Linked DNA regions of Homo sapiens: region 2 is linked to region 1. A link is a loop called in an ENCODE intact Hi-C map of the cell type or tissue named here. Cell type or tissue: heart right ventricle. All regions are shown on one strand. Each heading gives the region's core, and the rest is flanking DNA. Links, peaks and the distances in the headings are about the cores only.

The links. A loop is a pair of places that touch in the nucleus more often than their neighbours do. Peaks named below come from ENCODE experiments on the same cell type or tissue, not always from the same donor. Only the 100,000 strongest peaks of a DNase experiment are listed, where the experiment ranks them.
Region 2: it touches region 1 in a loop (3.0-fold over the local background); 38 of 110 quality-filtered maps call a loop at or near these places.

What each region holds. Positions count from the first base shown.
Region 1 is chr1:181,135,724-181,152,135 of GRCh38, reverse strand. No RefSeq gene overlaps it. Among named protein-coding and RNA genes, the nearest start is that of LINC01732, 31 kb to the left of the region's middle. RefSeq lists enhancers at 1-223, 10,013-10,513, 10,525-10,604, 10,514-11,014, 16,123-16,172 and 1 more, a silencer at 2,111-2,170 and a cis regulatory region at 10,160-10,709. In heart right ventricle, for the core only: a CTCF peak has its summit at 9,473 (motif pointing right); a DNase peak (open chromatin) is centred at 9,485; H3K4me3 peaks cover 705 bases; H3K27ac peaks cover 286 bases.
Region 2 is chr1:180,519,951-180,536,362 of GRCh38, reverse strand. No RefSeq gene overlaps it. Among named protein-coding and RNA genes, the nearest start is that of ACBD6, 26 kb to the right of the region's middle. RefSeq lists an enhancer at 13,835-15,034. In heart right ventricle, for the core only: no CTCF peak of the experiment used is centred there; no DNase peak of the experiment used is centred there; H3K27ac peaks cover 2,984 bases.

The DNA.
Region 1 (16,412 bases), core at 4,845-12,844:
TGATTCAAAGCAGGAGTTCCAAAAATGTTTTGCGAGGTGACAGGCTCCCAGAATCACAGTCAGCCTTCACAGTGCCCCTTATACGGCTGCAATCCTCATTTGGATGTGTGAGTCATGGTAGGGCTACCACATAAACAGATAAATGAATAAACATGTTGTGACTTTGTAGTAACGACCTCATGTAAGCTAAGTTCAGCTCATGACTCTGGGGCAATTTTTAGGACACAAAAGTAGATAAAATATCAACCGATCCCTATTTTTTGAGCAAGCGCTATGTGCAAAAAGGCACGGCGCTAAAATGCAAAAATGGAACATTTTAAAAAGATGAAAGCTTCTGCTTGGAAAGAGATTACACCCTAATCGAGGAAGTAAAATGCAGATACAGGAATAGAAAGCACACTCAGCAAAGCAAGATATGATCCATGGAGGTGATAAGGTGGAGAGTTCAGAAGAGCACGCCCGCTGGGTTCTGGAGGTCAAAGCAGCCTCGTGGAGGAAATTAATACCCTTGATAAGTGGATGCCAGGCCTTGTAGAATTCTGATGCAATCAGGATAGAGTCTGAGAGAAAGGGTCTCACATGTCAATGTCAACAAAGCATGGTGCTAGGTACTCATATAAGTACATCATCTTTTTTTGATCTTGACAAGAATCTAGTGTGATGTTACCATTCCCATTTCACAGATAAGAAGACAGTGGCTCAGAGAAGCTCAGAGAGGTTAAGTTATATGCCCAAGGTCATTCACAGCAGAGGCAGGATTCAAACCAGGTTCTACCCGGCTCCACAGTCCATATTCTGGCTTCTACCATCTGGCACTGCTATGGCCTCCCTTAAATCTGGCTCCCAGAACAGACCTGGGCTGTCTGTGACCAGGAGCAGGGCTTTCATTCCATGGCTGTGGCCTTTTAGTAGAGAGGACACTGCCCAGTGTGGCTGACAAATTCTTTGGCAATATATTGACTTTACATTGCCTGCCAGTAACATGGGCTAAGGTGTAACAATTTCTAAGCCTAGATCAAAGTCACAATTTTGATCACAGGTTACAATTTTGTATATTTAATCCCCTGCTTCTACTTTGTAGTATTTTTGTCAGTTCAGCAATTCACCTCTTTTATCACCACTACAATCTATAATAAGCACATGGATTTTTCAGGAATGACATAGGAATAAGATAGAAATAAGCTTTCAGAGGTGACCTTTGCCCCCAATTTTCAGTCATGTGGACTTGGAGGATTTTTGTGATATAACAAATAGCACCTGTTGGTTAGCATTGGAAAAGTCCCCAGATGCATCTGGGAGCAGCCAACATCAGCACCAAGATATTGCCCATATCCACTGGTGTCTTGCCGAAAGCCCACCCAACACCAATATCACACAAGCCTAAGCTTCACATTCCCCAGGCCATCAACTAGTATTTATTGAGTACCAGGTTCATGGTTCTTAAAACCAGCTGGAAATCACAATCCAGTAACCCTAACTCAATCCCAGCTCAGACTGTATAACCATATTCTAATCATGAAGGGAATCTGGGAGGCTCTCTAAAAGAACAGAATTTGTCCCCTCTGAAACTCATGTTGAAACTTAATCTCTAATGTAACAGTATTAACAGGAGGGGCCTTTAAGAGGTGATGGGTCAGGAGGGCTCTGATTAATAATTAATAGTTAATGTGATTAATGGATTGATGGGCTAATGGATTAATGGGAAATCAGGGGAGTGGGTTTGTTATCACAAGAGCGAGTCTGTTATTAAAAGCCAGTTCAGGTCTCTCATGAGCCCTCCACCATGTGATACCCTGCACCACCTTGAGCCTCTATGGAGAATCCCCACCAGCAAGGCTCTTGCTCAATGTGGTTTCTTGACCTTGGACTTTCCAGCCTGCAGAACTACAATAATTCCATAAATTTCTTTTCTTTATAAATTACCTAGTCTGAGATATTCAGTTATAGCAACAGAAAATGGACTAAGACAAATGGGAACTGAAGCTGGGAGGGAGCCATAAAACCACTCCCCAGGGAACCAGGGCAGGGTCATTTCAGCCATGAAAAGCCCATTGCAGACATCTTTCCTTCAGCTGGGAGCCCAGTGTTGGGGAGAGATTGAAATAGATACCATCCCTCTTTCATGAACATATGAATAACAAAACCGATTCAGGAAATGTGACTTAGGGACACAGTAACCGTGTGCTTTCTAACACTGCATCCCAGGATCAGGCAGACTCGCCCTTCCACGCACTAGCACAGCTGCATCCCCGAGGCCTCCCACCGTGAGGCCTGCCTCACTAAGCACCTGGCTGAAAGCAATGATCATACTCTCTACAGGCAGGCAGATCCTAAGAGAGGGCCCGGAAGTGGCTGAGCCACATAACCTCAATTTCCTTTACAGGCTCACTAAGCAGTTCAACTACTAAAGAAAATAGAGTAAGAGACAGAGAGAAGCTAGGAATGTCACCCTAATCAAACTCCCTCATACGGAAATGTGAAAAGAGGAGAAAGTAAGTTCCTCCTCAACACTCATCCCAATTCCATTCTAAGTACACATAAGCCCCTTTTCAAGCCTCCCCAAAATAATATTATGAGTCAGGCTTTCAAATGATCAATAAAATTCACAACTTGCATAGAGCCACCGCTCATTACACACATACATGTACACATAAACATACACATACACATACACATACACATACACATACACATACACATACACACCTACTTAAGCAGGCCTGGGAAGCCTCCTACATGGAAGGTGAAAATGTCCAGTTGCTGAAGATAGGTGAGCTCCTCTGTGACCCCGTCTCAGAAGTGGACAATAAACATTTCTGAGCCTGGTCTGCTCTCTTGCAGCAGTCTAGGTCCAGTCACTGTCTCTTTTGCTTAAAGATGAGTCCATTCATTCGTTCATTCTTTATTCAATAGATATTTATGGAATGCTCACTATGTGCCAAGCACTCTGCGAGGCTGATTGTTCAGGAAACTGAAAAGCCAAAGGTGTTGGCAAACAGCAGCCCCAAACCAACCATTTGCCCAGGCCAGATACCTATTCATCATCCTTGACTCCTCCCCATCCTTCAAACCCCTTATCCAGTAGTCAGCCACCAAGTCCTGACATTCTAGGATTCAAGCATTTGAAAACCTTCCACTTCTTTCCATTCCTTCTGCTGTTCTTTGGTCCAGACCACCATGTTCTCTTCCTTGGATTGCTGCAGCAACTAGCAATTGATTTCCCTGCTTCTAAACTTGCTTTCATCCAGTCTAATTGCCACACCACGGTGTGAGTAAGGAATCTGGCCTCACCTAAGGAGAGATCTGGCATTCGTCCCAGCTCCTGGGAGGTAACCTCTAAATCCTTGCAATTTCCCAAGTGATAGGAGTATCTGTGTTATTCGTGGTGGGTCCCTTATTTAGTATGAGAGGACTCAGTGTATGGGTTGACCATGCCAGAAGGACCAACCATGTGGTTAGGGGGTTGGGGCTTTGGGCCTCATGATATCAGCCTGACCTCTGGGAAGGGGAGGAGGCCTGGAGATCGAGTCCACCCACAAGAGCAAAAATTCGATCAATCACAACTAGCTAATGAAGGCTCTGGACTTCATTATAGTCCAGTAAAAACTGTATGACAAAGCTTGAGTGGACTTCCTGCATAAATGTTGTCACATACAATGCTGGCAGGGCACTGTATCCTGAGGACACAGAAGCTTCATGTTTGAAACCCTCTCAGATTCTGCTGTATGTGTCCCTTTCTTTGACAGGTTCCAATTTGTATCTTTTTATTATAATAAAACTGTAATCATAAGTATAGCTCTTCCCGGATTTCCATGAGTTGTTCTAGTGAATCATCAAACCTGAAGGTAGTGTGGGAACCCCTGAATTTCTAGGCAACTTGTCAGAAGAGAAGGTGACCCTGAGGACCTCCAAACTTGGGGCTGATGTCTGAAGTGAGGGCAGTCTTGTGGAGACTGTGCCCTTAACCAGGAGTATGGCTAACTTGTTGTACACAGTCAGGGAGCTTTTCTAAAATGGGATCATGATCATATCACACGTCTACGGATCACACTTGAGGGATGTCTCGCTCTCCCTAGGACGAAGTCCAAATGCCTAAATACGGCTTCCAAGACCTCTGATGATCCAGGCCTGCTTAGCTCTCCATCTCACCCCCACCCCATTCCCCCTCAAACTTGACATTCCCACTTGCCACTGGCCAGGCGCTCCGTGCTCTCTCACTTTTCCAGACCTTGGGACATGTGGCCACTCATCCCGTAACATTCCCTCCACTCCCTTCTCTTGGCTGATTCCCATGAGTCCTTCAGGTGTCCACTTAGCGGTCACCTCCCTGGCACACCTTTCCACATACCTCCACCCAGTCAGAGCTAGATGCTCACGCCTCTCAATGCACATAGCTCACATGCTGAAGTGCCCTGGTCACTGTCTCCCACTCCAGACCATGAACTTTCTGACTATGAGGAATGTGTTTTCTTCCCTGTTATATCCTCCAGTGCTCAGCCAACTGACATACAATTCCAAAGAGATAAATAGCATTGTTACAAGGGAAAACACGGCAGACATCAAGGTGAATAGTGTTGAATGAATGAACTACTGCAGAGGAAGATTTTGGAAGGCTCTTCATTCTCCTTCATGGAGATGTGAAAGATGCCTGGAGTCAATTATAAGTCATCTTCCAAGACAGTTCCACCCACAGGTAGTTAATCTCATTTATTTGGGGCTGCTTTTTGTTGGCTTCAACCTCAGAGGATAAACAAGTTTGTTTTTGTTTTTGTTGCTGTTGTTGTTTTTGAGAAAGGGTCTCACTTTCTTGCCCAGGCTGGAGTGCAGTAGTGCAATCTCGGCTCACTGCAACCTCTGCTTCCTGAGCTCAAGAGGTTCTCCAGTCTTAGCCTCCTGAGTATCTGGGACTACAGGCATGAACCACTAATGCCCGGCTAATTTTTTTGTATTTTTGTAGAGATGGGGTTTTGCCGTGTTGGCCAGGCTGGTCTTGAACTCCTGAGCTCTAAGTGATCTGCCCACCTCAGCTTCCCAAAGTGCTGGGATTACAGGCATGAGCCACCGTGCCCACCAGGATAAGCTATTTTTAACTTTGTCTCCCAAATTTTGAGAAGTGTCCTGTTCTGAGGCCTGAATGCAACTCTGAATTGCCCTTTGGGCATTTCTTTGACTCCTGATCACATTTCTGATAATTTATATTTCCCACTCCACCCCATCTACAAGGTTTTAGGGTATTTGTGAAGAAAGGAGTATCAACAATGTACTACTTTTAAACATAAATAACTAGATTATGTATTAAAGTCATATTCATCACTGATTCGTACATGCATGAGTATATACTTTCTTATTGATATCTGTACTTTCTTATTGATCAATACTTGACAAAGCACTTGCTGGCATAGGCAAAATGGCATCTCCTTCTTCCTTTTGGCATTCAGTTAAAACAATCCACACAGGCTTCATCTTCCTTTCTTCTCTTTTTCCTTCCCCTCCCTTCCTGGCCTGGAAGAGTCACATAGGGCCCCTATGGGGTACTGACAGAGAGGGGGCTGCTGTGTGGAGTTCACTGATGATATGCCTGCTGGCACCTAAGGATACAGGGCACTAGAGGTGGGGACAGGGAGTAGAGGTGAAAGACACAGCTGCTGTCATTGGGAGATTGATTACGTTACAAAAATAAGTAAACTTATTGAGCAAATAAGTACATATCTTGAGGATAATGACAGTCCGGTTTCTTACTGTTGGAGAAGAGAATTACAAATATAGAAAAGAAGGAAACTATAAAGAACACTGAGGTGGATTGGAACTGGAGGTGTGAGTATCATCGACTTACTGTTTTCTGATATATAAACACAGGTAGATATGGAAATAGTTGTAGATGTGTGTATACACCTGTGAGTGTACATATGCACACATATATTTCCTAGATCTGTCCACTCAACAGGCCTAGAAGCAATGACACCTCAGTAACAAGAAGCACACTAAGGGCTCAGATTTTGGTTCCTAAACACCATCCTCCACTACAAGAAGGCAGGGCTCCTTGGAGAAAGAGCTAATTCCAGGCTGGAGAAGGAAAAGTACCATGATGAGCCTTGGTCATTTTGTAGTGCCAGAAAGTAAGACAGTGCTGAGAATGGTGGAGATGTGTCAGAAGGAGGCAGGAGCCAAGCTGAAGGGACTCCACTGGCCATATCTGGAGCAATGTGAACATCAAAATAAACAAGGACGGCAATGGAATACAATCCATTGAATAAAACAAGATTCCCTACTGAAATAAATATGCAAACGAACATAGAAAATGGGAAAGCTTTGTATTACAGTAGCCCACCAACTAATAAAATGAAAAGGAATGATGGAAATAGAAAACCATAATTTGGAAACTGTCATAGTTGTGGTTGATTCTGGCAGGAGACATCAATGGAGGCTAAGATTGGGAGATGCAAGTTTGATAAAGAACAGGATTACCTCCCCACAAAATGCCATCAATTTAAAGGGGGTAAATGGGGTCTTTATAGGAGAGAAACCTGGCAGACAAACGTTGGTACGTGACTGGTGATCAAAATAAACAGTTCCAGTTGTGGAATGGATTGACATCCTATGTCTCCTCCTTCCACCCCATGCAATTTGCTGAAATGAGAATAGCATCATTTCTGTGGTGTTCTTATCAAGGGAGCATGACCCAAGTCTGGACACCAGGACATTAGACAGACCCAGGGACGTCCTGCAGAATGAAAGGTTTGTACTCTTTAAAACAGTCGATGACATGAAAGACAGGGAAAGACTAAGAAACTGTTTCAAATTGGAGAAAACTAAAGAGGCACAAGAACCATGCAACTTGTATTCCTGGATATGATCTTGGACTAGAAAGGAAAAAGAGACATTGTTGGGACAGCTTGAAAATTTTGAATGGGGTCTGTGGATTGGATGGCAGATGTGTCCAAGTGCAAGCCCTGACTTGAAAGGTTCTATGGTGGCTATGTAGGAGATTATATAGTCCTAGTTCTGTAATAAATGATTTAACATGGCCAGGTGTGGTGGCTCATGCCTCTAATCCCAGCACTTTGGGAGGCCAAAGCAGGCAGATCACTTGAGGTCAGGAGTTCAAGACCAGCTTGGCCAACATGGTGAAATCCCCGTCTCTACTAAAAATACAAAAATGGCCCTGGCATCGTGGCGGGTGCCTGTAATCCCAGCCACTCAGGAGGCTGAGACAGGAGAATCGCTTGAACCCAGAAGGCAGAGGTTGCAGTGAGCCAAAATTGCGCCACTGCACTCCAGCCTGGGCAACAGAGTGAGACTCTATCTCAAATAAATAAATAAATACATAAATGATTTAACAGTTTGCCAAGGACCAAGGGAACAGCTTCCTCACTTCACGCAACAGAACATATAAAGATACATTTGAAACATCTTCATCCTTTGTTTATTTTCTAATATAATATGCTGAACTCCATCTAACATCATGGCATGGCCCCAACATCCTCTTTGGCCATTTGTCTTTCAGTCTATCGCTAAGAATTTATCTTCTTCCTGACCTGCTACTTCCTGGTTTTCTAACTTCAGGAGCTTTTTGTTCATTGAGGGTGCAAGCTTTTATTCTGCCTTGAAGCACTCTCCCCATTAGCTAGGAGATTTTTTGACAAGAAAGGTGTATCTAAGCCCATTTTCTGTAAAATCTGTCATTGCCTAAGTGGTACCCTGCTGCTTGAGTCCTCATTCGTCTCCATGGCAATGTTCTGAAACTAGTCTGCTTGTGTAAGTTCAAGGCCCATCAAATTATTTACCCTAACAGAGTCTTTGTATCCCACCAATGCACACACAGACACATTCAGTGCATCATAGCAGCAACCTTCAAAAACGTAGCCACAGTTTGGTTTATATTCATTTCAGAAACAACCTCATCTTTTGAACTGGATAGTCCACTCATCAGCTGAGCTTCGTTTACTCATCCATTCATTCATGTGTGTGGGCTTAGTGAGGGGTGACATAAAAACTTACCTCTTCCTTGGGGGCTGGAGTAGGAATCAGGGATGGCTTCATGGAGGAGTAGTTAGCTGACCACTGAAGGAGAAGGGCTTTCCTGACAAAAACAAAGCACAAAAGCATGGAGCTATGAATGAGATGACCAGGCTGGGGAATGGGGTGAAGGAGGGTGGTAATGAGAGGTACAGAGGAGAGGCAAGAGAGAAGGATGGGAACACTCTCCTAAGTATAAAATACTGAGGAATTGGCACTTTTCTTTAAGGCACTGAGGAAGATTTTAGGAGGAAATGCAGCATCCTCCGATTCATGTTTTCAAAAGCTCTCATTTGCTGCTGCACTGAGGTTTGATTAAAGGGTAAAGTCTCAGGGGCAGAAACACACTGACGAGGGCCTGAGCACACCACAGAGTGAGGGTGCACGGTGGAGATTCAGGCACCACTTCAGAGGCAGGCTGGGGAGGACCCAGTGACCATCAGATGGAGGAGAGAGGGACACTGCAGGGATTTCTGAGCCTGTTTAATGTCCAAGAAGGGAGAGTGTGGGAGAGAAGATAAAGAGTTTCATTTGGTACAGTTTGAGGAGTCTCTGAGACATTTAGTAATAAAATTAGATTTTGGCACACCCCCTGTCCTCCAATTTCCCCACACCCTTCATTCTCTATCACAGGGATGAAGCAACCTGATGAGCTAATCTCCACTGAGGTTGAATTAAGATTTAAAGGTTTAACCTGTGACTCCCCCACAGGAATTGCATTTTCATTTAACAGGAGTACCACTTAGCCAATCTTAATCAAAGGAAGGACTCTCTTTTAGCAAAATTCCAGGCAATGTGATGAGCAAGTTGGGGAGATGTTTTCAGGCAGGGAGATCTGCCAAACACCCCTCATATCACATGACAGAGGCTACAGCTACAAACTGTCTTAGTGAAGAGAATTCCCTGTTGAAGTTTCCCCTTCATTCCAAAAAACCCAGTTCATCCCATAAACAAAGGGATCTTCCTCCAGGCAGGACGATGATCTCTTATGGTGGGGTGGCGGGACAGCAGATGTCACAGAGGCCTGGGGTCACTGAGTTCAAGTCCTGGGTCTGCCATTTATTGCTGTATAATCTTGGGCAGTTATTTAATTTTTCTCTAAGACTCGACTTCACCATCCATTAAACAGGAGTTCAGAGCATTTGCCTCTGAGGCTGTTGTGAGCCCAGATTTAAATCACATGGTCACTGTAAACACTAGTTCCTTCTCCTCCCACCCCCAACCCTCACCTCCCCAACTTATTACTTCAGACTTGAAACACCATCAGTCATTCTCACTGCCTCCACCATTTATCTCAGTGTCTTTCAACACCCAATTCACTTAGAGAAGCCTAATTTTCTTCCTGTTCATGCGCTATTAGCTGCTCTGACAACTCTAGGTGATGAAAACCCATTTGTGTGGGACAGGCTGAGCCTCCACACCCAGCGGAGCGGGCTGTGTCTGCGAGCCGCCTGCAGGGGGCAGCATCGGGCAGCGTAAGGCAACGCCAGGGCTCCCTTGTAAAACGCTGGGGTCGGTCTGGGGAGGGCCGCAGAGAAGGCGTTTCAATTCAGACTCCAGCTGACAAAGGATCCATTTTACTCCATGCGGGTCTGACGCAGTCTGTCAGAGAGTCAGGTCTTTGGTAAACAAGAGTGCAGGGAGTGGCTATCCAAAAGCAACCCCGACCCGCGCAAGTCCAGCAGCGTTTTTCCCAAACCCACACCGGGACTAGGTTACCTTTTAATAAGCACGGGTGAGAGAAGCAGAAGACATCTCCTTATGAACTCACGGGGCCCTTGTTGCGGATGCGCCTTTCACCCCCAGTGAAGTAGTGGGAGAGAGCCCTTGACAAGGACAAGAAGGGGAGCTTAACCTCCCCCTCCCCATAAGCATTTTTAGATTTTCCCACACACTCAGCCCCTTCGAGGAGTCCTGGAGAAAACAAAAGAAACAGACACAGATGCTGATTCTAAAGAAGCTATTAATATTGTTGAAAAGACATGCAGATGTGAAGCTGGGATGCAAGGGTACACATGATCATGCTCTGTTTCTGAGAAAGCCTGGTGGCTCCGTGTCCCCAAAGCCCCAGGATGCACAGGCCAACCTGGGATGAATTTCTATGATTTGTGAATTTGTTGACGTGGAAAAACAAAGGGGCAGAACGTTTAAAATCAATCAAGCCTGCCCTGGAAGTCCAGAATATGGGATCGCCGAAGGGACAGATGATCAGAGCTGTAGGAATTTGAGGAAGGGAGCTATTGATGAATGTGGTGTTAAGTGGCCTGGACAAGCCAGTGGACTTGGTCATTCCTGAGAGCCTCGGGCCTCTGTGCCAATGAGAGACACTCATCACCCACTCTCCTATTGACTTTGGCTGGGGAGGGGAACTGCTATGTCACCATGACATCATCACCTTCCAGGAATCATCGAGTCAGCCTCAGCCCTCGAGGCCCCGGAAGTGGAGGCCCCAAGGCAGGACCCACTCACTTCCTCCTAGCCAAAGGCCAGGGGAGAAGGGGCTGCTCCCCACAGAGCTTTGGGCCTGTTTTTCACCACCCTCTCCCAGTACTCAAGGCAGCCAGGACCTGACCCAGGGTAGGTCAGCTTTGCAAAGAGACAGACATCAGCATGGTGCCAGCTGCACCACGCCCACCCACACTCTCACACTGTGGGAGAGAGGCCCCCAGTGGAGAATGGCAGTGGCTGAGAGTTGAAATGCAAGCATCCCTGGTAGAGGTCGGGCTTGTAGCTTTACCAGTCCTTCATACCTCCTTATGTACATGAGCTTCTAAGGGAAAAAATGTGATGGAGGAAGGAATTAGGAATGAAGTAAGAGGGAGTGGGGGCTGGCAGGAACAAGTGCAGAAAGCCGAGGTGGGGAGGGCTAAAAGGAAACCTGTGCCCACTTCATAGCTGAAGGTCACTGCAGATCTGGTGTCACCTGCAGATAGTCATGGGGGGAGGCAGATCGGTCCAGGCCCATTCCTTTCCGGAAAGACAGTGAGCACCACACAGCTCAACTCATCCCATGGCCAGAAGCCCAGGTACAGCACCAGAGGGTATCCACCTGTGGCCCTCAGGGGGTGACTTCCTCTTGCCCTTTCCTCCAGCATAGTCACAGGTGCCTCCCCCATCTTCCCCATATCAGAACTTTCCCTTCTCTGCTAAGAGGATTCAAACCAGTATCTGTCCACACCACATCAGCATCTGTTTCATCTTTTCATTAAACTCAGTGTTCCATTGCTCTGTAAGCTGGTCTTAGGAAAAAGAAAATTAACCAGTAGGCAATAATACGATTTTCTAGCATGGCAAACATCCTATACTCCTCCTACCCCCACTAACACACACACACACATACACACACACACGTGTGCACACACACAATTGGCCATGTTTACTACATTGATTCACTTAATGCCAACAACACCCTGCCAGGTAAATATCTCCATCTTCCAGCTGAGAACACTGCAATTCAGAAAGGGAAAGGAAGTTCTCCAGGGCACACAACTAGTGAGTGACAAAGCCAGTCTCAGAAGCCAGGTCCGTCTGTCTCCAAGGAGCTGGGATCTTTGCATTTGGGTACTCTGACTCAAAATAGGAGCCTCCTCTGCCTCTGAGTCAGAAACTTTAAAATTAGAATTTCATTCAGCGATTCACAAAATCTTAAGGTTGGAAGAAATGTTGAAGGTTGTCCAGGTCCATGACCCGGCAGACATCTGCCTCTCCTGCATAGCAGTGTTCTGGCTTCTGCTTGGATGCTCCATATCCAGGAAGTGTCCTGGTTCAGCCCATGCCGGTTTAGAATTATTAGATGGTTCTAGTGGTTTTGGAGCTGAACTCTCTCCCTATAACATCCATGCATTGGGTCTCCTCTTGGGAACATACAGAACCTAAGCAGTGTCACCCCTAAATTCTCTTTCACCAGACTGTGTGTTCTCAAGTCCTTGCAAGCTGCTCTTATGTGGAGGTTTCTCCCCACTCTCCTCTGTATGGGGGTCTGGTTTGTCTGTTCAGTCTCGAAGGGAGACCCAGCATGACTGTAATTCTCCGGAAGGGAGCTGACCAGCCCTGAGAAGAATGGGAGCAGGTTCCACTGAGGAGACTGTAACTTGTTCATTTATTTACAGATCTTAATACACTGGGGACTCATTTTGACCTTATTATGAATGAAAACCCTTAAATGCCTTTCCCATATGCTGTCCCTAAGCCACACCCTTTCCTGCCCCTGTGCGGCTGGGTTTGAGATGTTTATAACCTGTTCTCTCGGGTTAGGCAATGGCCTGAACATGCTCTTGTATGGTCTGACCAGCCCCCTGCTGCCCGGGCCTCTCCTCAGTGCTCCCTGGCACTGCTGACCCTCTAGGGCCCAGCCACATCCTCCCTCTGGCCCTGCTCTGGTTGTCCACTCTGAGGCTCAGCCATGGGGCCTCCTAGGCCCACCTCTGCAGCATGCTGGCTCTTAATTCCCAGCCTCCTTATGCCCCGCAGGAGGCACCTGGGAAGTCGCGGATACACCTTCATGCAGGTCGTGGAGAAGCAAGGGCCACTGTCTCAGCCCTTCCTCTGACAGGACACAATTTGCCAGCATTTCCACCATGCCGGGGCTGCCCTGCAGACACCTGCAAGGGACTCTCTTCCCAGATATCCAAATGGGAAGTAGGCGGCAGGCCCCTCTACTTTCTACCTCCTATCTACCTATGTAGGCTGTTTCTACCACCTTGCCCCTACCCTTAGTTCATGGGTGGTGGGTGGGGCACACAGCATGGTACCCTGCTCCCTCATTGTGTCAATCTCCCTCCAAGCCTCTCCCAGCACCAGCTGGGTTTTTCTTCCTTCCTGTGGGGCAGGCACTTCCTTTGTGTGGAATCCTCTGTTCTCTCCACTGTGGCTTCACACATCAAGCCATGCTCAGATCCCCCCAGCTCTGCTCTGGATTTACAGAAGGGATCTTCTTGGAAAGTAGAAAAAATATATCCCTCTTATTAACCAGGCTCTCAAAATTATTGACTATTAGCTTGCTATGGACTTTTTAAAATCTGGTTTGAAACACAAAACTGAGGAAGGCTTCTCTGTTCTAGGATGTCTGGGGCTTCCCTAAAGCCACTAAACCCGTTGATTCAGTGAATAGGAGCACTTGATTACTGAGAGTGAAAATCCATTGTTTTAATATCTCAGAGATAATACTTGACTTCTTTCTCACGGCCCTAGACAAACATCTAAAGAACTTGCTCTTTTTGCCTCTTATATTCATACGTTCCTCTCCCTTTACCACCAAGTCCTTCACGTGTCCTGAATCTGTTTCTCCCAGGACTCTACTTGACTCTTCATAAACATACCCCTAACTTATTTTAGGGGATTCTCTTTCACTCATTAGTCATCCCACCATGTGGCACAAAGGTCACACCTCCAAAGGTGTGCCGGCATCTGCTCACATCACCGTGTTTTCAACACAGGCATTAGCATATTTAAAACCAATTAAACTGTGATTATTTTCACCCCAGCCACATTACTCTCAACCCACTTAAGATGGGTGGGAAAGTGGGGTTTGTTTGTGTTTAAACCACATAGCCCAATTTATTACAAGCATAGATGCAGCCCTGGCAACATAGTGAGACCCCATCTCTACAAAAAAATTAAAAGTTAGCTGGGCATGGTTGTGCATGTACCTGTAGTCCCAGCTACTGAGGAGGCTGAGGAAGGAGGATCGCTTGAGCACAGGAGTTTGAGGCTGCAGTGAGCTATGATCATACCACTGTACTCCAGCCTGGGCAACAAAGTGAGACCCTGTCTCAAAAAAATAACAATAAATGAAAAATAAAATAAGCGTAGATGCAGCAAGGTCTCCACCAATGGCTATACCTCCCCTGTGATCCTCCTGGAAGCATCATCCCCAATGGCATGTCCATCCTGGACACTGACTCCAGGGATTGGGCTTCTAAAGCTCATCCTCACCAAACCCAGCAGGGCCCTCTAACCACTAAGGCCCTCACACAACTCTGCTTGTCCTCCACTTTGAGTCAGTCACCAACCAGCACGACTTGGCAGGTTCTATAGCATCCACCTCCCAAAATCCCTTCACGCCATAACGCTTCCCGACCATGGGAGCATTTTGTCATCAATCTCTTCAATGTGCTTCATTCAACAAACATTTATGAACAGCCTCACAGTCAAGCACTGTTCTGGACTCTGCAACTATAACTATTAACAGGCTTCCAAAATTACATTCTGGTGGAGGAGACACAATGTAAAAGGACACACATGAAAAAACAGAGCACTGTGGATTGTTTTTTTGTTCTCTGAAGGAACAAATGGGATCAGCCAAGAGAGTAGAGGGAGGCCACTTTAGGAAGGGACATCAAGAAAGATGTCTCTGAGGTGGAGGCCAAGATTTAAACTACACCTGACAGGTGCATCCTACAGTCTCAGGACAGCCACAGAAGGAGCCCAGAGCCAGGAAGGAGCTGGATGTCTTCAGGCAGCCCAGGGCAATGTGGTGGCAGAGAAAAGAGAAAGGAGGCGAGAAGCAGGAGGAGCAGAGGGACAGGGACAGGCTCAAAGCCGGGGGTTTCACTCTCAAGGCTGGGAAGCAGCATGGCCTGACAGACAGTTCAGCGCTCACTCCAGCTACCAAGAGGGGAATGGAACCTGGGGTCGGCGCAGGGGTGCCAGTGGGGAATCAAGAGTCCCATAGGCGGGTGGGGTGTGGTGGCTCACGCCTGTAATCCCAGCACTGTGGGAGGCCGAGGCGGTCAAGGGGTTCACGACCAGCCTGGCCAACATGGTGAAACCCTGACTCTACTAAAAATGCAAAAATGCAAAAATTAGCCAGGCGTGGTGCTGTGTGCCTGTAATCCCAGCTACTCAGGAGGCTGAGGCAGAGAATTGCTTGAACCCGGGAGGCAGAGGTTGCAGTGAGTTGAGATCACGCCACTGCACTCCAGCCTGGGTGACAGAACAAGACTTCATCTCAAAAACAAAGAGTCCCATAGGTGATCACCTTGTGTGGATGAGAAGCAATGACTCGGGGTTGGCGAAGAAGACGGAAGGCCCTAGAAGGATGGAAATACAATCTGAAGGGAGGTGTATTTTGGAGGCAGGACTAACCATTGGCATATTGTTGTTGTCAGACTTTAGGACAGTGTGTGAAGGAGCATCTCACCCTGGGAGTCAGAGACACTGGGGTGAGGGAAGTGGTCACGCATCCACAGAGGTGAGGAGCTGCTCAAGGCAGGCCCCGCTGTCTGTGTGCGTGCTCCGTGTCTCTGTGTGTGTGTGGTGTGTCTATGTGTCTGTGGTGTGTCTGTGTGTGATGTGTGTCTGTGTGTGTGGCGTATGTCTCTGTGTGTGGTGTGTCTATGTGTCTGTGGTGTGTCTGTGTGTGATGTGTGTCTGTGTGTGTGGCGTATGTCTGTGTGTGTGGTGTGTCTGTGTGTCTGTGGTGTGTCTGTGTGTGTGGTGTGTCTGTGTGTCTGTGGTGTGTCTGTGTGGTGTGTCTATCTGTGTGGTATGTGTGTGGTGTGTCTGTGTGTCTGTGGTGTGTCTGTGTGTGGAGTGTCTGTGTGTCTGTGGTGTGTCTTTGTGTGTGTGGTGTGTCTATGTGTGTAGTGTGTCTGTGTGTGTGTCTCTATGTATATGATATGTTTGTGTCTGTCTGTGGGGGGTATGTCCGTGTGTGTGTCTCTGTGTGTGTGTGCACACGTGCGCACAATTGAGGGAAGAGCTAAAAGCCTTCCAGAAAAATCCAGTAGGGGTTGGGGGTGGAAAGAGGCAGGCTTCGCCAAATACTAACAACCTGAATATTAAAAGAAGCTGTGCCTCTGGCCATGACATCATCGCTCCCTTCACAAAGTGTCCAATGGGGCATTTCCTGGTCATAGCAAAGGAATGGTGAAAATCAGCTGCACATCACAGCTGAATTGCTTTCTCCTATTGTTTTCTCATAAATATGAGGTTCTGAGCTATAGGTGGGCATTTCCAAGCTAGCTTCAGAACTGTGCCTCCATTCCCACAGTAATTCTGCAAGGCAAGGGGTTCTGCGTTCCTAACAAGCGGTCTAGAAATAAAGCCTTGGGAACAACTCAGAGGAAGTCACTCGGCCTTACACAAATTGCAGGCGGAGGACAGTTCCCTCTTTTGCAGATCACACTGTCACAAATCAGCTTTTTCTTATAAATCAGCATCTCTGCTGCTTACTCATGTTCAGCTTGTGGCCAACTATGACACTCCAGGAATTGTTTTCTTCTGTAATTTGACCCAGGAGGGTTTGAGCTGTAGTTTTTATGCCGGTTCGTAGTAGTATGGCCCAGAGGAGCCATCACAGGCAGCATTCTGAAGGAGTCTTTTAGAGAAAGCTGCACCTCCTTATGAACAAAGGCTAAAGAAAGTTTATTATCTTGGAATCCAGGGTGAAAACA
Region 2 (16,412 bases), core at 7,978-15,977, 620 kb after region 1:
AACAAATATTTTTAAAATAACTTTGAAAACTACTTCCTCATTTGAAATGAAAGCTGATCAAAAGTATGAACTTTTTTTTTTTTTTTTTTGAGACAGGGTCTCGCTCAAAGATTGGAGTGCAGTGGCATGATCTTGGCTTACTACAACCTCTGCCTCCTGGGCTCAAGCAATCCTCCTACCTCAGCCTCCCAGGTAGCTGGATCTACAAGCATGTGCAACCATGCCTAGATCATTTTTGTATATAGAGACGGGATGGAGTTTCACCATGTTGCCCAGGCTGGTCTCAAACTCCTGAGCCCAAGTGATCTGCCTGCCTTGGCCTCCCAAAGTGCTGAACCTTTTTATTTTTTTTAATCCTGTGAAAGGAAAATAAATGTTGGGACCCCCAAATCGCTAAGCCAAAGGGAAAAGCCAAGCTGGGAGCTGCTTAGGGCAAACCTGCCTCCCATGCTATTCCTTAAAAAGATAGCTACTAAGACTTAAAAAAAAGCGACATACCTTCCTTACAATTTGATCACAAGGAAATTCCTTGTGGACAAAGGACAGATAGACTCAAAGTCATCCCTCTGCTCACGTGAGACAAATGCATATCTGATTGTCTCCTTTGCGCTATTGTTTCACTAAGCCAGACTAAAGTGTAGTGACTATTCCTATAAATCATGTATTCAGAGAAAGGCTAATCAGAAACTAAAAAGAATGCAACCATTTGTCTTTTATCTGCCTATGACCTGGAAGGCTCCTCCCTGCTTTGAGTTGTCCCACCTTTCCTGACCGAACCAATGTTCATCTTACATATGTTGATTGATGTCTCATGTCTCCCTAAAATATATAAAACCAAGCTGTCCCCTGACCACTTTGGGCACATGTTGTTAGGACCTCCTGAGGCTGTGTCACAGGTGTGTCCTTAACCTTGGCAAGATAAACTTTCTTTTTTTGTTGTTTTTTTTTTGAGACGGAGTCGCACTCTGTCGCCTAGGCTGGAGTGCAGTGGCGCGATCTTGGCTCACTGCAACCTCCGCCTCCCGGGTTCAAGCAATTTTCCTGCCTCAGCCTCCCAAGTAGCTGGAACTACAGGAGTCCGCCACCATGCCTGGCTAATTTTTGTATTTTTAGTAGAGACAGGGTTTCACCGTATTGGCCAGGCTGATCTCGAACTCCTGACCTTGTGATCTGCCAGCCTCGGCCTCCCAGAGTGCTGGGATTACAGGCATGAGCCACCATGCCCAGACAAGATAAACTTTCTAAATTGATTGAGACTTATTTCAGATACCCTTGGTTTACAATCCTTTAAAAGTTCATCTCTTGGCTGGGCACAGTGGCTCACACCTGTAATCCCACACTATGGAAGGCCAAGGCAGGAGTACTGCTTGAGCTCAAGAGTTCGAGACCAGCCTGGGCAACATGGCAAAACCCTGTCTCTACAAAAATATACAAAAATTATCCAGGCATGTCGGTGCATGCTTATAGTCCCAGCTACTTGGGAGGCTGAGGTGGGAGGGTCACTTGAGCTCAGGAGGTTGAGGCTGCAGTGAGCAGTACCACTGCACTCCAACCTGGGCAACAGAGCAAGACCCTGTCTCAAAAAAAAAAAAAAGGTTCATTTCTTGTGCTCACTTATGCAAAACCCTTTGCTCAGTGCTGAGCATATAATAGTCCATGCATATTTGATGGCTAAATGAATAAATTACAGGAACAGAGGAAGTAGGCATGATTTACAGCCCTGTTCTTATGGGTTTGTATTCCCTTGCTGTGTTCTCCCTCCCCACCTCAGGAACTCAAACCATTACACGCGTATTCAATGCACACCCTCTGCCATCCACCCCAGGCCCTGGCACCAGTGAGGGCCACCTGAGTACTTTTTCTGTGCGGATTCACCCAGGGGTAGAACCCTGCCAAATAATTACTTTCTAGGAACCATACGACTCTGTTCTGTTTCTGTAATGCAGCCAGAGTGATGTGCCAACATGTGCAAAGATGGATCTCACTCGTTCATGACACTGTATCAGAAAAATCTACCATCGGGCTGTTTGCCCATTAATTAAATTGCCTGGTGAGCATGGAAGGGTGGGGAAAGGATCTGGGCAAGCTGTTTATTCCCGTGTTTAAGTGAATTTTTATTAAACTTTGAAAGGGAATTGTGATTTTTTTTCTTCCCTGAGTTAAAACCATTTTATGAGCACACACAGGAAAATAATGTGATTCTGTGATTTCCTTTTTCTATTGAATTATTTGTACTGCTATTTGTTGTTTGGCTGTCTTCATTAAACAATGATCTTCCTGCAAAATAAAAGCTGGATTTTATTTCGGCATGATTGGAGGAAAGAGCACTGACCAAAGAATCAGAAAGCCTGCCCCTTCAGAGCCATTTGAGGTTTAAACATTGATTTAACCTTCCCAAGCCAAGGTGTCTGTTCTGAAACAGGTGATCACCATGGCTGCCCTGCCTACATCCTTCTAAGAGATAGTACTCCTGAATACTCCTTGAAAAACGGTATGAGTGCAATGTAGCATTTTTCCATATGTTAAGAATGCCACCCTTTGCTTCTTTTTAAATAAACTGCAGAGATTGGTAATGACCATTCTATTATAAGAGAGACCAGAAACCAGGTCAAACACCTAAGAGAGAAGGCAGGCGGGAAAATGGCGATGGGAAGGGACAGAGGCATTAGACTGCCCCCAAGTGGCGACTTGGGCATGATGCCTTGAAAGCGGTGGGGAGGGATGACCCCGCCAGGGTGACTATAATGAAAAAAGGAAACAATCTAAGAAGAGGTCATACTCATTTCTCATAAGAGCATTTAAATGCCATCAAAAAAAACAGGCAATAATAATATATTTCACGCAAATGATGCTCCGACTCACTGGCTTCCCTTTTAAGGCCTGCCACTTTATATTCAATTCGCTGCTCCGGTGAACACAATGAAATGTTTAGACTCCATTAAGAAACCTCAGAGAAAACAAACCTTGGGCCTTTAGAGTTAGCAGAAAAGCTCTTTAAATGCTTCTCACAAGCTGTCATTTGTGCATTCAGAAAACCATTAGGACTTCCTCCTTTGGAAATATGTGTGATTCTTTAGCTTCTCATTTGAAACATTAATATTTTCTTACAGTGACCCTTATCCTCGAGAACAAATTTCCTATGCTTCACCAGACAATGCAATCAATTTCTGAGATGCTGAGATGTGAACTGGGTTGGTAACAGTTAAGCAGCGTATCTGATGGGAGGAAAACTGGAGTTAGGAGTTGGGAAAGTGGGTAGCATATATATCCTGAATACTTAGAAATGCAGTAGATGCACCAGGGCTTTGGGAGAGCCTTGTGGCTGAGAAGGGTGCTTGCCAATTGTAGTGAAGATATCAGGAGACCAGACAGATTCACAGTGGAGAACATCTACTCTTCCCTCCTAACTCTGTCAGGAAATGGGACTTGGGCAGACACCCGGAGAGGCATCATGAAGTGGCTGGCAGAATCACGCAAACTCAGGGCAATTTCTTAGATTCGACCCCCTGTTCTGTCTCTAGTTGCATGGGCTGGGAAGCCAGAGAGTGGTGTCTTCAGTAGCCCTGAGAGCAAAATCCCAGGTAATTCCTATCAGATTCCACAGTCTCCTATTTAACAAGACTAATACCCCTCTTTTTACTCAACAAACCTGGTTTGAGTAAGTTCATGAATTGGATATGCCTTCCCGGTTCTCCCTGTAAAGGAAGGAGTATGTATGGGTAGCTGTGAAGAGTGTGGGCTTTGGAGCCAGACTGCCAGAGTTCAAATGCCAGCCCCACCACTTAGTAGGTAGCCACATACTGTCTCAATTTCTTCATCTGTAAACTGGGAATAATAATAATTTCTAGCTCAGGGTTGTTGTGAGGATTAAATCCAATAATATATACATATGTACATATATACACACACACATACACACATACATACATACTTCTTAACACACTACCTGGCACAGAATAAGTACTCAATAAATTGTAACTATAGTAATAATAATAATTTTTATTCTTAATATTTGAAACATGATATTATCATTCTTGGTCAAGCTGAGGAAAATTGGAATGTCAAAGACATCCTCTATATAAATGTTTAAATCAAAAGTTCTTTCATAGAGTGTTTGACCTTCATATCTCCCTTTTAAAAAATGAAATTAGTTGCGTTTATTCCTAATCAGAAAGTGATACTTGAATGCAATATAAAATTTGGATATTTCAGAAAGCACAGACATACCCATTGTAATTGTTTGATATGTGACAACCCTTAAATATGGAGATATATGTATATATCTTAAACAAAACCACTTCGTACTTACAGTTTTATAAGCAGCTTTTTTCACTCAACAATATTGTGTGAATACTGTGAAATTTGTTCTTTGAAAAAACATGATGTTTAATTTCTGCATACATTTGACTGATGACTATGGAATCACTTAATGCTGTGTTGTTGAACATTTAGATTGTTTCCAGTTTTTAACCTATTAAACTTATAATGCATATTTCTTCAGTATAATATTTCAGTAGAGAAAGTTATGAACCTTTTATGACTTTTGGTTCATGTTGCCAGATTTCCCACTAGAGCAGTGGTACCAATATACATTCTTCTAGTAGTATTTGAGTATTGAGTATTGACTTTTTAAATGTCGATTTTTCTGAATACTATAAAAATGTTTAGCCTGGGCAACATAGAAAGACCTCGTCTGTACAAAATTTTTTTTTTAAATTAGCTGGGCATGGTGGTGCACCTGTAGTCCCAACTACTCAGGAGGCTGGGGTGGGAGGATTGCTTGAGCCCAAGAGGTCGAGGCTTCAGTGAGCCATGATCGCACCACTACACTTCAGCCTGAGTGATAAAGACGCTGTCTTTTTTTTTTTTTTTTTTAAAAAAAAAAAGGCCGGGCCTGTAATCCCAGCATTTAGGGAGGCTGAGGCGGGCAGCTGGCTTGAGCCCAGGAGTTCGAGACCAGCCTGGGCAGCATGGCAAAACCCTGTCTCTACAAAAAATACAAAAATTAGCCAGGCATGGTGGTGTTTGGGCCTGTAGTCCCAGCTACTCAGGAGGCTGAGGTGGGAGGATCCATTGAGCGCAGGAGGTCGAGGCTGTGATGAGCAGTAATCATTCCATTACACTCCAGCCTAGACAAAAAAGTGAGACCTTGTTTTTATTAAAAAAAAAAAAAAAAAAAAAGGAATTGGCTGGGCTTGGTGGCTCACGCCTGTAATCCCAGCACTTTGGGAAGCTGAGGAGGGTTGATTGCCTCAGGTCAGGAGTTTGTGACCAGCCTGGCCAACATGGTGAAACCCTTTCTCTACTAAAAACACAAAAATTAGCCAGGTGTGGTGACACAAGCCTGTAATCCCAGCTACTCGGGAGGCTGAGGCAGGGGAATTGCTTGAACCAGGAAGGTGGAGGTTGCAGTGAGCCAAGATCGTGCCACTGCACTCCAGCCTGGGCAACAGAGCGAGACTCCATCTCAAAAACACACACACACACACACACACAGAAAGAATCAAGACTTTAGGCTTCTGGTTGATATGAGATTCCAGCAGCTAAACGTGGGCAATGAGTAGAGAAAGTGGTGCTTTGATTAAACTCTGCCCTCCTGCTATTGCTACATGGCATTTCCTTACAGTACAGAGTCAAAAGGGAATTTCCGGGATTGCTTTGTCTCTTGGCTTGTTAGGAGTGCAGCAAATGCGGTCCCACAACTATGTGAAGAGGAGGCTTGCTGGTAGGGAGTGGTCAGGACTGGCGGTCAGGAAACCTGAGTTTCCTGCAAATGGACAAAGGCATTTGTTAAGTAATATTGAATAGTAGCTAAGAAATAATATTCCATTTAGTAAGATTGAGGTCACAGTTGCCAACGTATTAAGATCAACTATTGTTAATGATTTTGCCTTAATGAAAATGAGTTAGAAATCCAGCTCTTTGAGGATAAGCTCTAAGTAGGGACTGAGCGATTGGGATTTAGGGTGCTTCATGCTTTAGGCAGCAAAGCCAGTTATTGGGAGATTGTCATATCGACTTTGCCTTGAAGGGTTCTCTCTTTGCCTGAATATCAGATCATGGCCTTCTTAGAAAAGTGCTCCGTGACATTTTATTGATTAGCCTTCAAAAAAGAGCATAGCAGTAGGGAGAGGTCGGGCCAGTCTCCCTCAGTCCTCTGGGCCGGCCGAAGCCCAGACACCTTCACAGGATGATGGAGACTTGGCAAAATGCTGTATTCACCTGGGAGGGTCCTTGTGTACCCGACTACAATTCTGAAGATACTCAGTATGGTTGCCTGAGACTTCTCCTGGTCAGCTCTTCCCAATATTCTTTTCTCCTCCCTCCCTGACACCCTCCCCTTAACACCTCCCCACTCTGCCACCCCCATATCACTTGCTGGAACACCTATTTCCTCATCTTATTTGAAAAAATGTATTATATTGTCAAATAAATCAAACTGTTCAGGAGGTGTAGCAGAAAAAGCCCTTTGTCCCCATACAGAAGGCACTTATAAAAATCTCACCCATTATCTTCCAGGTAATTTTTCCTTTAAATACTTTTCTTTCATGGAGAACATTCCAAGTGACAGTAAAAACAGAAATAGTTCATTTGGAAGACACAATATAACAGTATTTTCTTAGGGTATTAAATAATGATCCTCTAATTGCTGAACTTAAATCACACAAAAATGCTAGACATAAAAGTCACCTTTTAAAAGGAAGCTTTGCACATACCTCATTTTCCCCCAAATAGCCACCTCTATGATTCCTTTGTGTTGTAGAAAAACCTGTCATTTACAAAGTGCTTTTGTATACATTTTCTCACTTGGTCATTATGTGTTAAGGCAGGCTAGAGCACAAATCTTAGCTCACTGTAGCTTCAAATTTGTGGGCTCAAGTGATCCTCCCACCTCAGCCTCCCGAGTAGCTGAGACTACAGGTACACACCACCACGTCCAGTTAATTTTTTATTTTTTAAAATTTTTTGTAGAGATGAGGTCTCTCTGTGTTGCCCAGGCTGGTCTCAAACGATCCGCCTGCCTCGACCTCCCATAGTGCTGGGATTACAGGCGTGAGCCCCTATGCCCAGCCGCTCATTTTCTAAATGAAGATGCTCAGAGAGGTTGGGTGAGTTGGCCAAGGACACCCAGCTCCCTGCAGCTCGGGTTTGCTTGCTCCTGGTTCTGTGCATGTTCTCAGCTCCCTGCTGTGTTTCATTGCTTAAAACAAAACAGAAAACAGTGTATTACCCTTGGCACTACTTTGTGGCTAGGTTATACTTGGCTTAGCTTTGCACCTAGGCACCCTTTGAAATGTGATTCTGAGCTAGGAAAAAGGCTATTTTAATACATCCAAATGAGGCTTAGTTGAATTTTCCCTCCTATGTGCCTGTGACTAAGAGAACACGATGTCTCGAGTAGTTGTTCCTTTAGTACTCTAGTGTTTGTTTTGCTTTTTATTTTGCTGAAGTCATGAAGTGAGAATTAATTTCCTTTCGAAATACACTGGAAATGTATAGTAACCATTTAGGAAAGCTAGTTTGGTTAAAAAACATTTTTAAAATATGATAAGTATAGAGAGCTTCCTGTATGTTTTGAGTTAGAGGTAGCTAGTATTCCTCAATAGAAAACACTGGAAAACAAAAGCATCTTCCATAGAAAATATCAGAAAAGCAAAACAATCTTCCTGCTTCTGTCATGGAGGTGAGACTGCCTCAGTGCTGGGGAACTACCATACAAGACACCTCCATGAACACAAACCCTGGAACTCAGAGACAGAGGACGGCGCTCATCTGCAACAGCAGTCTAATCCTCAAGAAATGCGTGGCTAACAACGTGAAACCCCATCTCTACTAAACACACACACACACACACACACAATTAGCCGGGCGTGGTTGCGGGCACCTGTAGTCCCAGCTACTCGGGAGGCTGAGGCAGGAGAATGGCATGAACCCAGGAAGCGGAGCTTGCAGTGAGCTGAGATAGTGCCACTGCACTCCAGCCTGGGCGACAGAGCGAGACTCCATCTCAAAAAACAAAAAATAAAACAAACAAACAAACAAAACACACCCCACAACAACTGCGGATGTGAAATCACCAAGACATTTGTGTAGCACTCATTAAAGAGGGCAACACTAGGCGTGGTGGCTCGCGCCTGTAATCCCAGCACTTTGGGAGGCCAAAGTGGGCAGATCACCTGAGGTCAGGAGTTTGAGACCAGCCTGGCCAACATGGCGAAACCTCGTCTCTACTAAAAATAGAAAAATTAGCTGGGTGTGGTGGTGCGCAGCTATAATCCCAGCTACTAGGGAGGCTGAGGCAGGAGAATCGCTTGAACCTGGGAGGTGGAGGTTGTAGTGAGCCAAGATCACACCACTGCACTCCAGCCTAGACAACAAAGTGAGAGTCCGTCTCAAGAAAAAAAAAAAAGAGGACAACAGTGTTTCCTAACAGGATTAGCCTCCTCGTAGAGATATTTCCTGGCTCCAAATAGCTCTGAAGTGTTTTAAAACGGGGAAAGTTAGTGACCAATTCTGACAAAGTCAAAATCATAAATGATGCTATGCTTAGTAATTAAGATTTGACCAGGTTATTTTTTAGGTTTTCCAAAGATTAGACTCCTGAACCACAGCATTAAATCAATGGAGTTTCCAGCAAATGAGGGTGAGAATTTTGACAGGGCTCGGATTCACCTTGACCTCCTCAGGGTCACTGAGCACTGGGGTCACTGAGCACTAAATTGAGAGTCTGAGTCTCTTGCTTTATTCTTGAGGTCTTTAAAAACAGAAAATAATAATAATCAGTTATGTGTCCACTATTATGTGGCAGCTGTAAAGAAAGCCAAGTGAATGAGTCATTGTCCCTTGAATACACCATTCACATTCCTGTCCCCGCACCTTTGCTCATGCCATTCTCCACACCAGACTCTGTATGTCCTTCCCCCTCTGGCCTACTGAAGAAGTCTATGCACAAGCCTTATCTCTTCTCAGTGAAAGTCTCCTTGTCCTTTCCCAGGTCAGTGCTGCCTCCCCTCTCTGAACTCCCGGAGCCCTTGCTGTCTACCTAACACATTTATAACTTGGCATATCATCTCCGGAACGGATAATTATTCTTTTCTATCCTATCTTTGGAAACAGGCTGTAAATTCCATCAGTGCAGCTTATCTTTCAGCCTTTCTTTCTTTTTTTTTTTTTAACGTCTCTGATAGCATGCCTCCTACCAAATTGGTTCTCAAAAAACCCATTGATTGGTTCATGCCTTCATGTAACCAACTGCTGTCATTGTCATCTCTTGGTACTTAGAGACAGGGCTATATATTAGTTTGGGTTGCTTCTCACCATCCTCTGGGTTAAGGTCTCTGTGGGACTGTGGATTTGTTTTGTGACAGTGTATAGAGCAAGGTCAGGGAGGAGAACCACGGTGTGTACTTTATAACTCCATTTGAATGTCCGCTCCCTTTTATCTGTGGCTGTTATCCCAACCAGGGGCAAGGACATAGTTAAGAATTATGAGGATTCAGGTGGGCTGAAAGTCCTGGCTTAATGGAGTGCCAAGCTCAGGAAGAAAATATGGCTTCGGGTTGGGAGGGGTCCCCCTTCTCTCCCACACCACTGAAAAAGGCACCTGAGAAATTCAGTGCAGAGTCCACCGTCCTGTTGCCTTATCTATGGGGATTGATTCCCTTGCTTCAAGAGGGGAGGGAGGCAAATGGATCCTAGTTCCTGGCATTAAATGAGGCTCTTTCCTTAGAGGAGCTGACAAAGCAGCGAAAAGGGCAGTGGGGGAAGCAGAGACAGCAGAAAGTTATCTAGAAGTGTAAGTGAGGAGAAACACTTCAGCGCAAAGGAAATCAGAGTGAATATGAAACTTATCTCGGGAGAGGGAGGGCCGTTTTTGCAAGGGAGCTCTTGGAGAAGGGATTCAATTGCATGGAAGAAAATGTTAGGGAAAAATTTTACCTGACTCTACAGAAAGCTTTGCTGAGTTAAGGGGTAAAGTAATAGATTTAAATTCTGATGACCTGAGGGTATGCGAAGACTAGGACTACACAGGGAGACAGCAAGTGTTGCAGTGAGGAGCATGGGTGTGGGGTAGAAGGAACTGGATGCAAATCTCAGCAGTGGGTTCCTGGCCAGGTTACCATCTCTGAGACTCAGTTTCCTCATCTGTAAAATAGGAATGTATACCACAGAACACTGCTGAGAGGATTAAGTGAGAGAATCAGACTGTTAGTGCAGTCAGTCCCTGGCATGTAATACATGGTAGTTCCATCCATACGGAAGGATATTTCTTGATCTCTTTTTAGGCAATTCTGGCATTGGAGTGCCTGGGGGTGCCAAGGAGGGACACAGATAGAAAGAAATTCCTCATGGAGGGAATGGCCAATGCATTTCTAGAAACAATCATCTCTGATGTTGTATTTGAAATTATTTCCTACCCCAGGCTATAATAGCTCTGTCTGTTCTCATTAGTTATGACATCTTCAGAAAAATCTGTTTCATGCAACTGCTCTGTATTAGTGGTGCTCTGCAACAGAGAGGAGACAGGCTGTGTCTGCTTTGGCTACCTCGAGAGGGAGGAAAGAGCAAGCAGCAAGGATTGAGCAGGAAGCAGGATTCCAGAGCCAGAGATGATGGATGCATTAAAGGGCAACGGTGTTTCCACAATGAATAGCAAAGGCAGGAGGCCTCAGAAGCAAACTGGACTTGGTAACATCCAGGTTACAATTACATTCGTAACTGAAACAGGAAGAAGAAATCAGGAAATACCATTAGTTGTTGAACGAATCAACCCAGAGCTGAAAGTTGGTAAGAAGCCTTTCTCAGGTCCTTTGCCTAACAGCAGTTTATCCCTTACTGAGTAAGTTAAGTGACTCACCTGGAGTAGCTCTAGCACGTTCTAATTAGTCTGTACCTGTCCAGTTTACGAGGCCAGCATCGCCAAGTGTCAGATGTTGCTCCATGCACTCATACTTCTCCTGTCTGTGACAGGAGTGTTTCCCCAGGTGGCCAGCCTCACGTCTAAGCAAGGAGGCAAATTAATAATAGCACAACAATGATTTGGCTCCAAATGAGGAAGGATTTCTAAGATGGCTCACAACTGCTGTTGTGTTGTGTCCAGGGCAGCAGTGACCCTTCCTTGACTGGCTGCTCCAGCACCTACCAATGAAATAATTCACAAAGCCCCTCAGATGATGAACCAGCCACTGTGGCCACTACCCTCATGATTGACTTCCCTCTAGGGCTGTGCCCTTGCACATATGGGCTTCCTTTGCCTGGGGCTGGGGGCAGGGCCCACCCTCATAATACAGGCAGGAGCAGGGCCTTGCTATTCTCAGGCTCTCACCTCATCATGTGGTACTGTTGAGTCTCCTTGCTCTGCCTGCGATGTCTTCTGGAAGGTAAGCAGCTCTGCTAAGGGCAGGAGTGAAATGCTGTCACTCATTTTTTCCTACCCCTTTCAATGAACCCAGTCCACCCTCACACGTGGCTGGAAAGCCTTTGCAGGCCTCTGTCCTAAGTCTTTAGAATCTCTCCAGACCCTCTCCCACTTGCTCACTCTGCCAGTCATTAGTCATTCTCAGCTTTCCCATCAGTGACCTCTGCTTTCCTACCCATCCTCCTCCCTACTTCTGATTCCACATGTCAGCTTCTGTCCTTCATATTAGGAACTCATTTCTCTGGCTCGAACTCCAGCACCCGTTTGGACAGAGTCCCAGCTTTCCTCCACCTCAAACACTTAGGGGTGGACTAAAGCCTTTAAAACCTCTAAGCGATGAAATATGTAAACTATACATTTTACATTATAAATTATAAAATAAATATAAACCCCAGCAAATTAAATGATGACCCTTTAAATGCTTTCTTAACTGTCAAAAGCTCCTCCTGCTGAAATATTTTGGAGGCCTGATTTTCTGATACCAAAAGCCCATGCTTACCCTGCCCACTGGTGATGGGTGCATGTTCCTCTCTAGCCCCATGCTCAGCTGACCACAGGCGCCTGTAAGGACTAACCAGCTGGGCTGCCCTGTTCAGCCTTCCTTGTGGAGTGAGGGGTCAGTCCAGCTTGTGGGTTCACCACATACCTTGCTCCTAGCTCATTCCCCTAGCAAAGTCACCTCTTCTCTTCCTTCCCATCCGCCCAAGACAGTGTGACAATACGTGTATCTGTTTTGTCCCTTCAACTCATTCTCATTGACTTGATTGCTACTCATTGGTTTTGCAACAAAGACGACTAAAACCCCTGGTGGTAGGCATTACGGTAGAGGTATGTATTGACTTAACAGTCCCTCCTCCAGCCAGGCCCAACGTGATGCTAGGAATAGAGAGAGCAATTTGAGCAACAGGCTGAGACAATGGTTCTGAATCCAAGCAAATTTACATGGGTCACCAGAACATCCATCATTTCTCACTACAGGTACCTGAATGCCAGCGGAGAAGGTTATGAATAATTTATTATCTAATTGATTGACTAAAAGGCCATGAGAGGAATAACAGGCATGCCCAGGAGGCTTCTCACTCTCTCCTTCCCTTCCTCCCTCCTTTGTTCTCTGTCTCCCTCTCCCCAACCTTTCTCTTTCTTTTTTTTTCAAAGTGAATTCAAACCTGGGCCTACTTTTTATGCATAACTCAAAATCTTGATCTCATGACTTCATTCTTTGTGGCACAATCCTCCCTAAACCCCTTCTCACACCTTCCTTTGAACCAAGTGGAACAGTTGTACCACTTATGGCTCTGTCTTTACTCTTGAATAATTGCCATTGCAGGCAGTTTTCTCATCATAATTTAGAGAGGATTTAGAGATTTTTACCCAAGAAGAGAGAATTTGATTGCATCACAACAAAAGAGGTCCTCAGATGGACAATGGGGCATGGATCAGATGGAGGAAACAAAACATACAGGCCTGAGCAGTGTGTGTTTTCTAGGGCTGCTGTAACAAAGAACCACAGACTAAGGGGCTTAAAACAAGAGACATTTATTGTCTTACAGTTCAAGTGGCTAGAAGTCCAAAACCAAGATGTTGGCAGGGCCATGCTCAAACCGAAACGCGGAGGAGAGAATCCTTCCTTGCCTCTTCTGGCTACTGGTGGTTCGCTGGCAGTCCTTAGCATTCTTTGGCTAGCAGCTGCACCACCTCAATCTCTGCTTGCATTGTCACATGGTGTTCTCTCTGTGTGTCTCTCTTCACATGGCCACCTCCTTATAAGGACATCTCCTTATACATTGGCACCTTCTTAGGGCCCACCATAATCCAGTATGACCTCATCTTAATTAATTACATTTGCAGTGACCTTATTTCCACATCAGGTCACATTCTCAGGTACAGGGATCAGGACTTCAACATATATTTTTGTGGGGGGGTGGGGACAAAATCCAACCCATAACAAGAAACATGCCTATTCTGAGAATGGCCAGTAGTTCCATTTGGCTGGAAAGTTGGGCATGACTAGAGTGTGGTGGGAGAGGAAAACAATCTAGCAACTAAAATAATGGGAAAGCAAAGCTGTGGACTTATTAGCTTAGTTTACTGTGGTGAAGGTCTCTGCATCTCTCATTCCAGTCCAATAGCTTGCAATTTTTTGCCATTGGTCAAGAGAAAGATAGAGAACTACCATGCAGGTGAGTCAATAATGTCTTCTCTATCTGTCATTCATTCATGTATTTATTCAATAATATTTATTGAGCACCATGTGCCAGGAACCATGCCAAGCAATGGGATTCAGTGGCAAACCAGACAGACATGACTTCTGTTCTCCTAGAGAAACAGCTCAAAGTATGGTTTCACTTGTCTTCAGTCATGACCTTCCTTATCAACATGTAACAATGTCTAGAAGGAATTCCAAGGTAGATTAATTAAAAATAGATGGGTGGCAAAGTTGTGAAACAAAACAGGAAATCATTTTAAAAGCAGAAAATAAGTAGACATATCCCCAGGCGAACGACAAGCCTGTGCAAAGTTCTTTCTATGTCAAAGCCAGTGTCCTTTACGGTATCAGATAACTAACTCCTCCAAATTGCTAAGGCATGCTCGTCATTCCCGTCATTCCCGTAATGCAAATAGAAAACCCTCACGTAACCCTGCCAGAAGGTGACAGTGTAACACATTGCCCAGTCCTCAACCAGTAGCTGAAGATCAAGGGGCACAGTAGGAAGTACATAGCTTCTTCTCCCATGCATTAAAGTTAAGTGATCATGCCTGGACAAGCACCATGGATTGGAAGAAAGCCTTCGACTGGAATCTGGTCAGCACACTTGTTGATAAATTGCAAAATATCTCATGTTTCTGTGGAAAACAGGGCACTACTGACATGTGGCTCCGTGTAATTATAGTCACTAAAGTTAATATTTTCCATAAACTATAGATGGTCTCTGAATTGGGCTACATTTGCAGAAATTGTGCTGTAGTCCTTGAAAACACCGCATGGAATTACCTTTCAAAGTAATAATGTGCATGAGGTATCTCACCTCTTATTATTCAGCAAGTGATCCTATCCCGGCAGGGAGTTTTCCATTAAATAATATATGTTTATACAAAAAGGAGGGAAGAAGGAAGAGAAAAGAAAAAGAACGTCCCTAATGACATTCACAAATACTCTGGCTTTCCTCTCTTTCCAGGAATGTAGTAAGACTGCACGTCACTGTCCCCTTTGAAGTTAGGTTTGACCATGTGACTCACTTTGACTGATGAAATGTGTGCAGAAGTGACCTAAGTCCTACCTGAGTGAAAGCTTTAAGAGCCACAATATGCTACATTCTCCTTTACTGCTGCCTTCGAGATTGTGTGAGCAGATGTCAAGATGGGTCTTGTCAGCATGCTTCCCCCAGTGATGCTGACGAGCAGAGCAACAGAGTGCAAGCAAAAATAAAAGATTTGCTGGGTGCGGTGGCTCACACCTGTAATCCCAAATTACAGGCAAATTATGCCTGTAATTTGCTGGGATTGGGAGGGCAAGGTGGGCAGATCACCTGAGGTCAGGAGTTCAAGACCAGCCTGGCCAACATGGTGAAACCCTGTCTCTACTAAAAATACAAAAAATTAGCCAGATGTGGTGGCAGGTGCCTGTAATCCCAGCTACTCGGGAGGCTGAGGCAGGATAATCGCTTGAATCCGGGAGGCGGAGGTTGCAGCAAGCTGAGATTGCACCATTATACTCCAGCCTGGGAGACACAGCAAAACTCTTTCTCAAAAAAAAAAAAAAATAAAATAAAATAAATAAAATAAAATAAAAGATTTGTGGGGCTAAGCAATTGAAGTTTTGGGTTTTTTGTTGTTGCTGTTGTTGCTGCCACATAACCTGTCCTGTCCTGACTAAAATTGACAGTGAATTCTGCATGTTAACTCCTATGGACCAACTAACCAACACCGTCAGTGTTAATGAGACAGAGTTATCAGATGCATGAAAGGGGCTCCCTAGAGCAGGTTCTCCTGGGTATTCACCTGCCAGGGCAGATCTGTCAGGAAGGCCAAGGTTGGGCTCCAGAGAGGCTGTACAGGTTTTAGTAGGAAGTACTAGAACACATTTATTTTAACTATTCAGTTGTAATGGATGCATTGGATAACTATGAAATACTTTGATATGTAGAATGATAATACAATTTCATTATAGCCAATACTGAGCAATAAAGTCCTGAGAATATTATGAAGAGCAAAGGGATAAAGGAAAAAGAAAAACAAGTCAGCGGAATGCCATTTTAATAGATGGATTGTAGTCATCAAATTAAATTAATGTCAAAGTCATCCATCCTTCCCGTTCTCAATTATTTTAACTAAGCCAAAATTCCACTCCAACACTTCGACAATAACTTTCATAGCTACCTAAAATTACTTCCAGGGGGCCAGGAGTGGTGGTGCATGCTTGTAGTCCCAGTTATTTGGGAGGCTGAGACAGGAGGATTGCTTGAGCACAGGGGTTCGAGGCTCCAGTGAGCTATGATAGTGGCACTGCACTCCAGCCTGGGTGACAGGGTAAGACCCGGTCTCAATCAACAAATAAACAACTTCCAGGGGGAAGGCAGGGTACAAATGAAAGACCAGACTAAAACTATTTCTTTATCCTCGGAAAACTGGAGGTTTATTCTACTATGGCTTTATCATTTCACTGCTCATTTTTCCTTTTCCCTCCCAGCTTCCCAATCAATTCATTTTACCCTAAACCACTGTCCTGCAAGTGCGCCCTAATGGCTTTCTCACATGCCTTCACTCACCTGCCAAATGCCCATCTCTCTCACTTTTTTCTGTTCAAATCTCACCATCCCTCTGGGCTAGCTCCCATCTCCAGGAAGCACTGGCCTCTCTCTCAACTCCAGGCCTCACAGATCTTTCCTGTTTCCTGAATTCCTGAGGCAGCAACAATTCTGAGCACACGATTTAGTGCTGACTTACATAACGGTTCTCTCTCTTTCATGTGTGGCAGTCCTGTCTCTCAATCACT